2 separate regions of the Homo sapiens genome follow, and region 2 is linked to region 1. A link is a loop called in an ENCODE intact Hi-C map of the cell type or tissue named here. Cell type or tissue: endothelial cell of umbilical vein. All regions are shown on one strand. Each heading gives the region's core, and the rest is flanking DNA. Links, peaks and the distances in the headings are about the cores only.

What was found. A loop is a pair of places that touch in the nucleus more often than their neighbours do. Peaks named below come from ENCODE experiments on the same cell type or tissue, not always from the same donor. Only the 100,000 strongest peaks of a DNase experiment are listed, where the experiment ranks them.
Region 2: it touches region 1 in a loop (5-fold over the local background); 9 of 110 quality-filtered maps call a loop at or near these places.

Annotation. Positions count from the first base shown.
Region 1 is chr4:53,927,871-53,933,248 of GRCh38, forward strand. It overlaps the pseudogene LOC100129728. Among named protein-coding and RNA genes, the nearest start is that of CHIC2, 130 kb to the right of the region's middle. RefSeq lists a silencer at 2,217-2,381. In endothelial cell of umbilical vein, for the core only: a CTCF peak has its summit at 2,302; DNase peaks (open chromatin) are centred at 2,311 and 5,061.
Region 2 is chr4:54,100,993-54,106,370 of GRCh38, forward strand. It overlaps GSX2 (GS homeobox 2), which reads left to right. Exons shown (of 2, transcript NM_133267.3): 2 at 590-1,506. The coding sequence ends at 930. Among named protein-coding and RNA genes, the nearest start is that of GSX2, 3.5 kb to the left of the region's middle. RefSeq lists enhancers at 1-597, 598-1,387, 2,219-2,994, 2,995-3,769. In endothelial cell of umbilical vein, for the core only: no CTCF peak of the experiment used is centred there; a DNase peak (open chromatin) is centred at 2,929; H3K4me3 peaks cover 341 bases; H3K27me3 peaks cover 3,131 bases.

The DNA of each region.
Region 1 (5,378 bases), core at 189-5,188:
CTGTAGATCACCCCCATGGCCAGTATACTGTGTCAGACAACCTTTGAAAACTGAAGCGCACCCTTTGTTGAGCCAGACAACGTCCCCAGGCTGGATCAGATTGCCGATGTCATCACAGACGGAGATATTGAGGCTGCCCATTTTGTCTGCCACTTTGCAGGTCTGAACCTTGTGCCCCTCCTTTGTCTTGGCCTGTCTCCAGCACAATAACGATAAGCTTCAGACTCCTGAGCCTGGGCTTGATATCCTTCACAAAGGTCTCCGTCATGCAGGCAGAGCCAACCAAACCATGTTTTTGTTTGTTAGCTTGTTTCTTTTTTTTTTTTTTTTTTTTTTTTTTTTTTTTTGAGATGGTGTCCTCTCTGTCGCCCAGGCTGGAGTACAGTGGCACAATCTCGGCTCACTGCAACCTCCGCCTCCCGAGTTCAAGTGATTCTCCTGCCTCAGCCTCCCAAGTAGCTGGGATTACAAGCGTGCACCACCACACTCCACTAATTTTTGTATTTTTAGTAGAGACGGGGTTTCACCATGATGGCCAGGCTGGTCTCGAACTCCTGACCTCAAGTGATCTGCTTGCCTCGGCCTCCCAAAGTGTAATCTCAAAGTGCTTAGATTAGAGGTGTGAGCCACCACTCCCGGCCTTAAATTTTTATAATGTCAAATTTATCTAGCTTTTATGTGTTTGGGTTTTCATGTTATGCTGGAAAGACTTCTTGTTCATAAATTAACAAGATCAAGAGTTTTGGAATGGAAATTGATTCTAGCATGTGTGGACCATTATGCTGAATTTTGGTGGACACATAAATACCTTTATCAGGCAAGCTATTTTTAAACTCTGTAATTACAATTTAATAGTAGGCCAAATAATGAAAAAAAAGTATTATAGAACTAAGAGCTACATTTAATTAAAAGTGAATATCTTTTTAGGCTGAGGCGGGAGGTTGGATCACTTGAGCCCAGGAGATTGAGGCCAGCCTGGGCAACAGAGCAAGACCTGGTCTCTATAAAAAATTTTAAAATTAGCCAGGTGTGGTGTCACAGGCCTATAGTCCCAGCTACTTAGTAAGCTGAGGCAGGAGGATTGCTTGCTTCCAGGAGTTCAAACTTGTAGTGAACTATGATTGCATCATTGCACTCCAGCCTGTGTGACAGAGCAAGATCCTGTTTCAATAAATAAATAAAGGGGGGATTACATAATAGCACAAGTAACAAAAATTTCCCCCCATAATTGCATTCTTCTGAATAACCACAGTTTATATTTTACTATTTTTCTTTCCAGTCTTTTTTCTAGTCTTGTGTACTTACATATATTTTTTAAACAAAATTTGGTTCATATTCATCTGGAATGGTCTTTTTTCACTGAATATCAGATTGTGAATTTGTGGGAGGACTGAGTAACTGTTGTATACTCCATTACAAAGTCTATGATTGAAATCTAGTAGTATTTGTTAACTAGAGAAAGTCTTTTAAGATGATAAGATATATACCAAACAACCTTCTTTCTTCTTTCTAAAATGGCTCCATCCTTTGATCTTTTATCATCCACACTTATTTTGTTTTAGCGGCTTCTGTACGTAACTGTTGAGCTGTGTTATCTTGGAAAGGTTTCATGTCTACCCACTCCCTTTTCACATTTTTACCATGCCTTTCTTGAAAATCACATTTTAGTGACGCTTCTTAGTGATTTTTTTCTTCTCTCTTTTTTCTTCTTCTCTTTTTTTTTTTTTTTTTTTTTTTTGAGACAAGGTCTTGCTCTGTCACCCAGGCTGGAGTGCAGTGGCACAACCAGAGCTCACTGAAGCCTCAGACTCGTGGGCTCAAGTGATCCTCTTCCCTCAGCCTCCCAAGTAGCTGGGACTACAGGCATACACCAACAATGCCCGGCTAATTTTTCTGTTTTTTTGTAGAGACAGGGTATCACTATGTTGGCCAGGCTGGTCTCAAACTCCTGGCCTCAAGCGATCCTCCTGCTTTGGCCTCCCAAAGTACTGGGATTACAGGCATGAGACACCACGCCTGGCCCTGAGTGCCTTTGCAATGGGACACGGAGACAGCTTTTGCTTTGTGCGGCTTCAAGTTTTGTATAAATCTCAAACTATTCTATGTTCCGTGGATGTGGCCTTCCATCTCATCCCATTTCAGAGATACTCTTCATTCCACTGGATCGCTAACTTCTCCTGAGTGCCTCCTGATATGCTGGTCACACCACTGTCATCCTCCATTTCCTGACAAATCCAACAACTGCTGAGCCAGAACAGCCACGTGAGCTGAATTGTGCCTGGTGGTCACAGTAGAACCACAGATAATGCAGCTAGATGGCGCTCACATCCACACATTTCTGAGGAATTAGGCGGCAATGTTCAAGATGTTTTACATTAGTTCCCAGCCTTGAGTTTACAGTCTTGGGAGAGGAGGACCAGTATACTTAGGCACATGAAATATCTGCAAAGTAATGCTAATATATGCATTTTCCAAATGAAACTAACATAAAATGAGTACAGCATGTTGGTTGCTCCTCTAAGCCCTAAACTGTCCTCCCAGCACCCCTACGACACAGGTACAGTACAATTACATCTTTCCTTTAAGAGGAGGCACTAATAGATTTAGTAGTTTTCCCAAGGCCACAGGGGCAGAGGCATAAGTCAACCCAGGTAGCTCGCTCCAAAGCCACACTTAATCACAATGAACTGGCTCAAGAAAAAGGAGAATAGAATGACATCAAACCAACAGTGGTGACCTGCGGGGAGTCAGGTGTGCTGGGAGACTACACTATTTACTTTCCACACAAAGCTCTGTATTGTTGAAAATTCTGTCCCCAGGCATAAACTGTCATGCTTTTAAATTCAATACTTTTTATAAGAATAATATAAGAGCATAAAATACTACTCAACTGTGGTCAAAGGCTAATTCAGGAATTGTGGGTTTTGAAGCTTGTTTATGGAGGAAGGAGACTCTAAGGATAAGAATTCAAAATAGAAATACAAAATTACATATAAAAGTAAATATTTATGGCCAGGTGCACTGGTTCACACCTGTAATCCCAGCACTTTGGGAGGCCGATGCAGGAGGCTTGCTTGAGCTCAGGAGTTCAAGACCAGTCTGTGCAACATAGTGATACCCCATCTCTACAAAAAAGTTAGAAAAACTAGCTGGGTGTGGGATAGTCCTAGCTAGCTGGGAGGCTGAGGTGGGAGGATCACTTGAGCCCAGGTGTTGGAGGCTACAGTGGGCTATGATTGCACCACTGCTCTCCAGCCTGGGCTGCAGGGGGAGACCCTGTCTCAGAAAAAGAGTGAAAGTTTATTTAGATTGAAATATGAAATCGTAACAAATTACACATTTTTGCTCTTTTTTTTTTTTTTTTTTTTTGAGATAAGATCTCACTGTGTCACCCAGGCTGGAGCACAGTGGCACTATCATGGCTCAATGCAACCTCCACCTCCCAGGCTCAAGTGATCCTCCCACCTCAGCTTCCCAAGTAGCTGGGACCACAGGCACCCACCACCATAACTGGCTGATTTTTGTATTTTTTGTAGAGGCAGGGTTTTGCCATGTTGCCCAGGCTGGTCTCAAACTCCTGAGCTGAAGAGATCCACCCACCTCTGCTTCCATAAGGGCTGAGATTACAGGCGTGAGCCACCGTGCCCGGCCACACATTTTTGAAAAGTGACAAACACCACAAATATAACAAAATCCTGAAAAATGACATAACCTCTACAATATTTTTTCCTATTCTTTGGCTGCATACTTTTCATATGATCATCTCGTCACATAACAACTGTGCAATATCATTTTCATGTAAAGAAGACAAAGCAATTCAAATGCATTTTAAAATGCCATTATGTTGGATAGAGCTACATAATTGTTTAATTGAATTCTCCCTCTGCTGTGTACAATAACTTATGGATGAATATGCTTGGGAGCTTTGTGACAAGAACACTTAGGGTGCTTTGCTGTGATTTTAGTGCTTTTGAATGTTTTTTTGTCTGGTGTTGCCAGGTTTCATCAGGACAAGTTATATCAGATATGCTAAGACTGACTCAATATGTTGGTAGACATAAAATGCAGTTTGGCATGCATAAAAATGATACTTCACAGTTTATAGTATTGCTACAGCTTTGTGCTCTACAAACACGAGAATTCTAATCAATTCTATTTTGCATTGATTTCTACTTTAAAAGTATGATAGTATGGTGCATTATAATTGTATATACCACATTTCTGAGTATTTTCCTGAAGATAATTTCTGTCTTGACTAGACATCAATGAGAACCAAATATTTCACTCATAATTGTGTACAGCTGATGATTGAAAGAACATTCCACAGATTAGCTTCTCATTCTGCACATTTTAACTCTTGCTTCTTCTTCACTCCCACATGCTTCCAGTGTCAGGCATCATAGGAAACATTTAAATCATAATAAGACCCATGATGCCACAGAGCATGCACTGAGCAAGAGGGTTCCTGGAAGCCTAGAATACCCAAGAATAACCAACAATTTCTCGACTCTACATGGAAGTGTGAACCATATATATAGATCCCACTCGACCAAAACAAATAAATCTCCAACTCAACTTCTCCTTAGCTGGATTCCCCAAAATGCTCATGCCTCTCCATCACCACACAACTCCTCAAGGGAAAAGTGACGCAGGGGCAAACAGAGTCAACAGCATCCTTAGCTTATGACAGTTAAAATCTTACTTTTACATTTTTACCAAAAGCATGTGACCATGTGAACCCAAGCAAAGGTGCTTCTGGGATCTTGGAAGTCATTCTTATAACTAGCAGGTCCTAAAGCTTAAGCTCCTTTCTAGAAAATCTACTCTGATTGTGGTGAAGACGACCATTGCAACAAGAGCCACGCTCACGGAGAAAGCAGTGCGTACTGGAGTTGTCAAGAAAAACTTCTTGTAGGAGACAGGCACTGAGCAAGGCCTTAAGTCATTGGTAGGATCCAACAAACAGAGGAATAGGATGGGAGTCTAAGCCACAAAGTTTCTGCATCTGCCAAAAAGTAGATATGCATGTATGTGGATGTAAAACGTGTTTTCCTGCCAATGAAAACATTTTTCCGTCACTGGCTTAGAGCTACCTAATAAGAGCCAATGGCAATACATTTACACATCACTAAAGAATGAGAAGTGAACTTTCTTCCCGGTCCCCTCTCCCCATCACCATCAGCAAATAATCACTCCCAAGCCAAGATTAACCAGAGCTGCAGGCATTTGGCACACATGTGGTCCCCATCCACCTCTTCCAACCTGGGATCCAAAAACCCTGGATTTACACCCCAGGCAAAAGAGAGACTGGCCTGAGACTAAGTCTTCGGTGGTAGATGCAGGAAGCAAAGCCTGGTGGATGCCAGTCCAATCAGCGT
Region 2 (5,378 bases), core at 280-5,279, 170 kb after region 1:
GGAAGTGGGAGCCCGGGGACAGGGTGAAGAGAGAGGACGGGCTTTTAGTGTAACCGTAGAGTCAGCCACAGAAGTTCCACGAAAGTGGAAGTTAGTTTGCCAGCTTCTCCACTCAGCCTGGTGCGTTTTACTCCTAGTAGTAGGTGCTCGAGTATTGCCTTATTAATACTGGGGCCTTAGGGACCTCGAACGTCACGGCGGATAAACCAGAGGTTAACTGCTTGGGATTTGGGGTGGGTGTGTTTGAACCTGTGTGGCATCCCCGCGTCGGGGCGGCTAAAGCGTCTTGACGTTTTTGGCTAAGCCTGCGCGCTTCTCCGCTTGGCTCAAAGGGAGGCGATCAGATAGTGCAAGCCCCCATCCCTCTTTAATCCTGTGACTTCGCATCCTGCGCATCGAAGACCTTTATTTGCTTTGCACGTCTCTTTTCTTCCCCGCTAAGCAACCACGTGCCTTGAAATGGGAAAGGGATACAGATGTTCGGCTGGGCTTCCCCGGGTGGGTCCCTGAAATGCGTCCTGGTTAGCACATGGGGTGGGAGCACCTTGCCCGAGCCTTACCTCTCTACCCTCTCTTCGCCGGTCCGCAGGAGGCTCTGACGCCAGCCAGGTACCCAATGGCAAGAGGATGAGGACGGCGTTCACTAGCACGCAACTCCTGGAGCTGGAGAGAGAATTCTCTTCCAACATGTACCTGTCTCGACTCCGGAGGATTGAAATCGCCACTTACCTGAACCTGTCGGAGAAGCAGGTGAAAATCTGGTTTCAGAACCGCCGAGTGAAGCACAAGAAGGAGGGGAAGGGCACGCAGAGGAACAGTCACGCGGGCTGCAAGTGCGTCGGGAGCCAGGTGCACTACGCGCGCTCCGAGGATGAGGACTCCCTGTCGCCGGCCTCAGCCAACGATGACAAGGAGATTTCCCCCTTATGAGGGAGGGCCTCCTCCCTCACATCCCCCGCTCCTGGCAGACCAGGCAACGCCAAGGCGTGGGGCACCCAGGGGCCAGAATCCTTGCTCATTGCAGTGGTCCCATCTGGAGAAGAAACGAACCTGGAAGTTCTGGAATGGACAAGCCGGGACCTGACCCTTCGCGTCTCCTTCTTGACCTGTTTATCTAGGACTCCAACTTGAAGTTACAGATTTTTTTAAAAAATGTAAATAACCTATAATTCAACTCATTCTTGTCGTATAACAGAGGAAAAACAGGGTTGGTTTAAGTTTAACACTGTATGGGGTTTTTGAAAGCACATGTCAGTTCCCCATCCCTACTCTCTTTCAGAACTCGATAAGAACACAGGATTTATTGATTATTTTCTGTTGTCGTTTTCAAACAAAAACACCCAAGTTGAAAATAATTTAGAAAATTAGACCTTGTAGGTCTTGCTTTCTGAAATTTCGCCTGGGGAGAATTTAAAATCTAAGTCGCTGGAAGTCCCTTTGTATGTGAATAGGTTTATATAAAATTTATATTTATATTTATTTAAATAAATGAAACAAAAACCAGAATTTTAAATCTGTGGTGTTTGCTCTCCCTATCTTCTCCTGCCCCCTCCTCCAATGTCTAGAGAAAGGCATATGCAGGAAAAAGCTGTCTGAGGAATTCGAGGAAAATGTTGAGTAAGAACTTGGTAATGTGGGTCTCTTGACTGAGGGAGTTTGTGGCTCAATGGGTTTTCTATGTAACAGAACTTTCGCCAAGGAGACACCTTTAGTCATGATGGCATCTACCAGGCAGTGCCTCTCCATCCTTAAAATAGGCAACCTCCTCACAGTTGATAGGACAAATCACTCCATTTGGAATGACACTGACCATTAACGACAGGTAAACCTTTATTTAGCAAGGAAGGGTAAAAATCCCCCATCTAGTTTTTGTTTTCTTCTTTCTACTTCCTCATTTCTCTCAGTACGAAAACTTGAATTATGTGAAGGAATTTGTAGAGTCAGAATAGTTTTAGGAAGAGCAACAATCCATCAAACAGGTCAGAAGCAAACAGTGGAAACTTAATAACGATGCTACAAGCAGAATTAGCGGGTTTCCCTCAATGTTAAGAAAACAAAAAGTCAGGGACAGGAAGTATTCTGTTCAAAGATTTATAATCTCACTTTTTCAAAGCAGCCCAGAGATGCCTTTAGAGCTTTGAGTTTTGGGGCTTTTTTTCCCGGTCACCCTAATATTCAGTTAATTTGGCTCCCTTCTAGTCCCTTCCAGCCCACCCCCCTTCCCATAGCCTAGCAGAATCACTTCCTTTAAGCCTGGTCCCAGAGAAGACTTATTTCTAGCTCTTCCCTCAGCAGGGCAACTGGCTCTCTCCTCAGTGCGGCCTGGGCTTGTTATCTTAGGGAGAGAAGTGAAGAAACTGGAAACAGGAAAACGAAGAGATCTCATTCCCTGCAAGCTGAGCCCCACTAATCCTCAACCGGTGTGATTTCTGATTAGGTTCTATAAAGACGCCACCCAATAGGTTCAAGCCACAGGAGTTAATGACAACACACATACACAAGGGCTTTAGGTCTGAGTTACTAGAGGCCGGTCGGACTGAACCTCACCAGGTACGGCTGGGGTTCTAAAACTGGACACGGTTTTCCCTGAGTGTTGTCTTTAGCGCGCGCGCGCGCGCGCACACACACACACACACACACACACACACACACACACACACACAGTAGGCTCAGAAGGAAAATCCCTCTTCGTTCCGTCAAGGGACATAGGGAGGAGGGCCCGCACTGTGTGAGGCTGAAAAGGGAGCTGCCGGCGCTTTGTGCAATGTGCTGAGCTCTGTCCTGCGCAGAGGTCCCAGACAGCCGGCTCACTACTGCCTGGCCTGGGAAGCTCAGGCCTCTGGATCTCTTTCCTCCTGTCTCTCACGCGCAGAGCTCCGGGCTCTTCGCCCTGCCCGCCACGAAAGGGAGGAGGCGCAGGCCGGCTGCCTTTCCAAAAGATTCTGTCTCCCTTCTTCCCAAGAAGCAGGCCTCTCCGCGCGCGAGAACAGAGGTGGGAGGACGGGAGTTTGCAGGCGCAAAGAACAGGAGTTTAAGCAGACTATTTCCACCAGGGGAAATAAGAAGCACAAAGAGCGCCTGCTGCAGCTCTTTGCGCTCTTGCCCAAAGCTAAGCTTCCTCTGGGCTGTGGGGAGACTCCTCTGGTCCCCGTTCCATCTACCCAGCCCGGCCCCTCTGGGGCTCAGCGCTTGGGTTTAGCCCTCCCCTATGTCCATGACTAGCCCCGATCACAGTCTCTTAAGCCTCTCCCGGCCCCCGGCTCCCAGGCCCTGCGGAGCCAAGCACTTGGAACACCAGGTACCGCGCGCGGTGGACCCAGCTCTGCCATGCCGCAGATAGCCGCAGTGCCAACCCTGTTTAGATGGTTTGGATCTGCTTGGATGGCCCCAGCCCCTCTTGCTTCGATCTTTGGGGAAGTTCCCTAGGGAAAGGAGAATAAACAAAGTATTTCTGCCCAGAGGCAAAAAAAAAAAAAAAAAAAAAAAAAAAAAAGCGTAGCGATACCTATTTAGATGTTGGGACACTCTCCATAGAAGAAAAGGTTCTCCAGGGTTCCCAGGGAGGTCTTCCTTCTAGGACATCCGATGCAAAGTGGACTCCTTTGGTCACTTTCAGAATGGAGTATGAGGTCTCCTACTATGCTAGAATAAGTTTTACATGTTTCCCTATCCCCACTCCTCAAAAAATATCAGTTGATGTTTTTGAAGTTTTCAAATCGGAATAATGCTTTGGTATTTTGGAGTCGGTCTGATTCTAAAGACCAACAGTTTCACTTTAGTTTAAGAGCATTTAAGCCAACCCTCAGAAACTCACATTCTCAGCTAAATAATCTTGATATCAAACACCCATTTAAGAGGAAAGTTTAAGATGTATGGGGTCACCCTTGACAATTTCTCTACCTGGGAAGCACTAGATACTAGTTTCCATTATGCCCCAATTGAAAAACAGAAACAGAACTATGTTCCCCCAGAGCATGACCTCTTAGAGAGGTCATGGAAAGAAAGAAAGAATGGAAAGAAAGAGAATGAAAATGAGAATGAGAATTAGAAAACAGGAACTTGCTCCACCAAGAGAAAATCAGTGGGTAGCACCCGCTGTGAGTGTGGTTGAGTCCATCTTTTTGAGAACAAGTCTCATGTTAGTTTTAAACAGGAAAAGAGCTGGGGGTGGAAGGCAGAGTGGAGAGCAGGAAGGATGACCTCTCACCCATGTGCCCTGGCCCAGCCCAGACATTCAGAGCATAGAGGAGGAACAGAGACTTTTCCCCTTCACTCTCCCACTCAGCCACCAACAAATGCCTAAGGCCAAGGGCCTGATACTGATAGCAAACTAGGCCAAAAGCAAAAGTGACCCAGTAGCCCATCCTTAGGGTGTCAGTGGGCCTGCATGATGGAGACACTGGTGCCCATAGACCTCTTTTCCTCTAGGGTCCTTATTCTGAAGTGGTCATCATAGCTCAGTCCCTTCCCCACTCCCCTAAAGAATATCTAATAATTTTAGGAGAGACAAAACACTTGGGGATGTGAAGTCTTTGATTTCTGACCTCCGCCTCCGTCTCCTCATTGCCAACCACCACCCCGCTAACCCACAACGCCCCACCAGTTCTGTCCAGTTATATCTGGTCAGGATTAGAAATGCAGTTTGCTTGGCACACTCTAACTGTGGTCAGACAATTGCCAGAAAGGTGGTGGTTCTAACTAAAAGCAGTCACAGAGGGCAACAGGGGCTTTGTATGTACATGTGTGTAGTGTGTGCATGCATGAGGCACATGTGTGTGTGAAAGAGACAGAGAGGGTCCTTTGATGGTGGTGATGTAGGTGGAAAAGAGTAATTTTTAACCAGGTTTTCTTTTTCTTTTTGTTTCCCACTTATACCTTTCCTGCAGGTTCCACTCGCTTTTAATGGCACTCCTTGAGAGATTTCTTTGAGGGAGATGGGGAGGTGCTCAGTGTTGGGTTGTGGGGAGGAAAAACAGTCTGAACATGGAGGGGAGACATGGAGAAGAGCTCTGGGGCATGATCTCAAGCCCAGCCTTACGGGTGTGAGAGAGGGGAGGAGAATGACACTCCAATAGAACCTATTTGCTAGAGGAAATCAAGTTTAAAGGAGCAATCACTCCTTTCAAAAGAGCTCCTCCCATCTTCTCCAAACACAGCCCAAAGCTGTCCTAGACGATGAATGCAGTTCAGTGCATCAAAGCAATTGTTCCTATTTTCATTATTCACAGGAAATCTTTGAATGTACCTGTTAAGGTGACAGACCTTTTAAAAGGGAACATTTTTTTCCATGCAATTAAATGGTGCATTTACTAGGCGTCTATTAACATAATTTAATATAAATCTATTTTATAAATCTTTAGGCTCACATTACTGAAAAT